Regions from separate parts of the Homo sapiens genome. Here region 1 is linked to region 2. A link is a loop called in an ENCODE intact Hi-C map of the cell type or tissue named here. Cell type or tissue: psoas muscle. All regions are shown on one strand.

What was found. Peaks named below come from ENCODE experiments on the same cell type or tissue, not always from the same donor. Only the 100,000 strongest peaks of a DNase experiment are listed, where the experiment ranks them.
Region 1: a loop joins it to region 2, with 2.8 times the contacts of the local background. A loop is called at or near these places in 1 of 110 quality-filtered maps.

The regions. Positions count from the first base shown.
Region 1 is chr3:149,243,537-149,246,036 of GRCh38, reverse strand. It overlaps the pseudogene CPHL1P. Among named protein-coding and RNA genes, the nearest start is that of CP, 23 kb to the right of the region's middle. In psoas muscle, no CTCF peak of the experiment used is centred here; no DNase peak of the experiment used is centred here; H3K4me3 peaks cover 288 bases; H3K27ac peaks cover 285 bases.
Region 2 is chr3:148,853,469-148,855,968 of GRCh38, reverse strand. All of the region lies in intron 9 of CPB1 (carboxypeptidase B1), which reads right to left. Among named protein-coding and RNA genes, the nearest start is that of CPA3, 11 kb to the left of the region's middle. In psoas muscle, no CTCF peak of the experiment used is centred here; no DNase peak of the experiment used is centred here.

The sequences.
Region 1 (2,500 bases), 390 kb before region 2:
GGACTAATATGCACAGCCTTGAGGGCAGGGAGGAGGTACATGTGATCCACACATTGGAATGTTCAGAGCAGGGATTCAAGGCTTTGTCACATTGAGTAATTGCCACATTGACTAAGATCACAAAGCAAGAAGTGAAACCAGAAGTGAAAGCTAGGACTATGCTGCCTACTATTTTTATAGCTTTAGTGTTTGCTCATTGTCTGGTTCTCCGTAAAGAAGTCTGATTTTAAAAGCTCTATTTAAATACACTTCATTTGTCTATTTCAGGAGAGATTCAAATATATACTTGGCAGATACCTGATAGAACTGGTCCTACCTCACTGGACTTTGAATGCATACCTTGGTTTTACTATTCAACTGTATCTGTGGCTAAGGTAAATTTTAAATCAAATAACAGTTCTTATCCTATCTCCTCCCAGAAATTATAACGGAAGGAAGAAGGTATTTATCATTGCTCTTAAGAACCTTAGTTCCATGTAAACTTTCTATTAAGTAACTTAATTACTGTTCAGCTTTTATTCCTACATTGGTCTGCATTTTTCAAGAGCAAAATAAACTATTACCTCATGATTACTTAGGCTTATAATTCTTTGCATAATCTCACTGTGAATTGAAAAATATATCTAATTATACAATAATAGACTATACTTTGTTCCACTGAATAGTATTCGAATTACAGAAAACAACATACACTAAAGAATTTTAAAATTCAGTTGGATGTGGTGGCTGATGTCTATACAAAAAATTTTAAAATTAGCCAGGCGCAGTGGCACATGCCTGTAGTCCTAGCTACGGGAGGCTGAGGTAGGAGGATTGCTTGAGTCCAGGAGTTCAAGATTATGCTGAGCTATGGTCACTCCATTGCCTAGGTGACACAGCAAAACTTGGTCTCTAAATAATAATAATAGTAACAATAGTAATCATAAATAAAGAATGGTATAATTCTATGATTAATAAGAAATATATATATACATATTGTGTGTGTAGGGGGGTGTATGTGTGTGTGTGTTTATATTTAAAACCCTCAACTATAGGGTTCAAGTTTATTTGCACTAAAAAAAAAAAAAAACAGTGCAAGTATTCTATTTGAACTCTTATCTTGGCCCACTCTGCCTGGAACAAGAATCTACACAGAGATTTAATTCAAAAACAAAATGAAGACAAACAAACCAAGACTCTCAACTAAAAGCTGCTGCAGGGGCAAAAGCACAAAGGTGAAGGGACTAACTCCTTTAGACTTCCTGCCAACCAACTTCAATGCCAGGAATTCTAATTAAAACCAAAATTCTTTTTTTATTAAAATGTCAAAAATAGAGCTAAATCCACTGAAAAATGTATCTAAAATCCCTTTCAGAGGTTTGGTGTTCTCTTTAGACTTCAACTCTAATGAATGAGGTTACAATTTTTCTTCAATCAAACATTGAGCATGTCAAATATTTTGTTCTTCACTCTCAGAATCCTGATAATTAAAAACTCAGGATTTGACCTCATTAAAAACTAAAACCGGATTCTACCTCTTTTATTTTGTGGGGGAAAATGTTAGTTGTGGCCACAGTGAACGATCTTGCTTTGCCTCCTCAGGACCTTCACAGTGGACTGGTAGGCCCTCTCTCTGTATGCCGCAAAGACATCAACCCCAACATAGTTCACCGTGTTCTCCACTTCATGATATTTGATGAGAATGAATCCTGGTACTTCGAAGACAGTATCAACACCTATGCTTCAAAACCAAACAAAGTGGACAAGGAAAATGATAATTTTCAACTCAGCAACCAAATGCACGGTAACATTCACTCACTGACTCACCAATGGTAACCCACAGGTTGCTCTGCACAAATGAAACAGATGAAAGGGCCTCGCTCCACACTGTTTATAGAATTCAACTACATATAACTGGTATGGATCATGTAGACCAGGGGTCAGCAAATTTTTTCTGCAAAGGGCCAGATAGTAAAGAAGTTAGGCTTGCAGGCCACATGGTCTCTATCATAAGCCATACTCTACTCTGCCACTGTAGAATGAAAGTGGTCACAGACAATAGGAAAACAAATGAAAGTGGCTGAGAGCCAAAAACTTCATTTATGGATGCTGAAATTTGTATCTCATAAAACATGTCAAGAAATAATATTATTAAATTTTTTTTCAACTATTTAGAAATTTTAAAACCATTCTTAGCTCATGGGCTGCAGTAACAGAGGCAGTGTGCTGGACCTTGCCCATATGCCACAGACTACTGATTTAGCAAGCACAGCAAATTCTCATGCTTTCTAGAGCTATGTAGACAATGTAAAAATAGGAACATCAGCTGTCATTTCAGGAGGAACTTACTACCATAATTTTCTAAGTATTTTGCTTGGATGAACACAGACAGAGGTGGGGCTTGGGGCAAACCAAAGTGAACATGGCCCCACCCACACTTCCCCATCACATTACCTTCACAGGCAGAACTTTTGAAAACTTCATGCTCATCAACCAAAATTATTTTATAGGTTGACTGTGA
Region 2 (2,500 bases):
TAATGCTCATAATAGATTTAAAACCATCTTCTAGAGATGTGAAACATGGTGAGGCAATAGTTCTTTTTGTAGGTAAACATGATATTTTCTACCATTCTACAATTTCTTTATCTTGCCATTTATCAAAGGAAATCTCCAGTTAGTTATTTATCTGAAAGGCAGAACCTCTGATCTTAAAGAATTCTTATTCCTTCCCTGGTTGCCTTCTTCAGGCTTTACTTCAATTTTTCCTTAAGCCTTGAATTATTATTTTTAGTTAGTAGAAATATGATTCTTCAATATTAGTTCCAAACATATAAAGTTACGAAGACTAGAGAAGATTTAATAGTCATTGTCATTATCTATTGGACTCGTGTGTTGATTGATTGTCTTTCAAGTCTCTCAATATATTTACTGGTGCAATGTAGTAATACAGTTTTCAGACAAAACCAAAGGGGGCTACTTGTGATCTGTTATCTCTTTTGACTTATTATATCAATTTAGACATGATTTCCATTAAGGCCACAGAAAAATGTTTAGTTGTCCTTTCCTCAAACCACACTCTGGGCATGTGAAGTGACATCCAAGTTCTCTCTACACCGTCATCGGCATCTTTTGGCAACAGTTGCTCTATTTTTTTTTTGATGCTGAAGCAATATCTGAGGTTGATGTGAGCTTAAAAAGGTTGTTATTTTATTCCTGTCACAGGTGCACACTGGAGGAACATTTAGTTTATGCCTAAGTTCTCAGCTCTTGTCCTCAGTTGCTCTCTCATTTTGATATCCACCTCATCTCTCATCTTCTGAAGATCACCTCATCACCACGTCTTCGATGGCTCTATCATGTCAAACCTCTTTTGGCAAAAACAGTTGTTGCAAACCAGGTCCGGCCTTGTCTCTCAGGCTACATTATTTGTTGTGCATTCCCGTGTTCCTTCTGAGGTAGATTTTCCTGAATTACTTCCCTGTACACCCTTTCCTGCTTCTCCTGACCTCCATGACTGTGGGTACCCTTTTCTCTTCACTGGAATCCTCTTTCTCTCTTTACTAATATGGATAATTGCTATTGTTTTTCCAGATTCAGTTTTAGTGTTATCTTCTTTGTGAAGCTGCCTCTACTCTCTTAGGAAGCATTGAGCCCCTCTCCTTTTTGGGGGCCCACACTTTTATCAGGGTTCACTGTATGCTATAATCAGTTGTTTTTGCATCTATTTCCTCACCAGGTGAGCTCCTTGAAGGAAGGAATTGTTGGCTATTCATTTTGTATCCTCAGCAGATTGCACAGCACCTAGCACATGATTAGTTGACTGAGTCTAACACTCTGGCTTAGGGGCATTATGAATAATCAAGATTTGGGTGGAGGTACAGAGTGCTGAGCTTTGCAGAGGCTGAACCCACCTGAGTGGAGATTGGGGATGCTTCTGGGGGAGGGCAGTGGTACCATTTATTGATGGTTGATAGGATGCCACATTTAGACATTGACATCTTCTGTGCATTTTACTTATTTCTATTAATTAAAAAAAAAAGTCTATGAATCCTTTCTCTTAGCCCCTCCAAGGCCAAAAGACAAAAAAAGTCAGAACAGACATTAATCAAGTAAAATATCATATTTTAAATTCCAATTATCTTAACAAAAATCCCTGGAATCAGTGTGGGTCTTTTCTTTAGAAGAGTTCAAATAATTTCACAAATGTTACTCATTTATCTTCTCAACATTATCTGTCCATATTTCACCAACACAGAATTTTCTAGCAGAATGGAATTCCACCTGGGGCAGCAAGCTCAGTGGGAATGTTCCAATCAACCCAGATGACTGACCCCTGCTAAGAATGGTAGAGAGAAAGGTAATTCTTGCATTTGCTACAATTTAGAGTGGTAACTCTTTTCCCTTCATGTTTCTGTAAAAAGAGATGAGGGCAGATGATGGAAGAACCAAGAAGCAACGACACAGCAGAGAACTCGGTCCATATCTTGAAACTCCAATTAGTGATGATTTCTATAAAACTTGCCTTTTGAGGGACATCTTACATTGTTTCTCAGTGGATTCAAAATCAGAACTAACATTTACATAAAAACTTAAGCTTTACAAAGAGCTCTTGATAAGAGCTAGATATTTTTATCCCCATTTTACAGATAAAAGAACTAACACTCACAGAGGATAAAAGAACTTGCTCAAGGGCACACAGCCCCATAAGTGGCTGACTTGAGCTAGGTTCTTCTTTCTTTAAATCCTCTGCTCTTTTTCACTTCTCCTTGTGGCCTTGGAATACTTCAAAAGAAGTGTTGCTGGAGCTGGTTTTACCAATTGTAAAGAACAGAAGGAAGCTAAATATAAACCAGCCTGAGAGAAAACTTTGCTTTCAGTCAAGGCCAAACATGGTCAGCCTTTATTAATCCTTAGCTATGAATTTTCACATCTTATGCATGTTCTCTTTTGTCATCTGTTTCCTCAAAATGAGGCCTTGGTCCTAGAGCAAAAGACAGAGAGAGTCTAAAATGTCACATCTAGCTCGTAGCCCAAG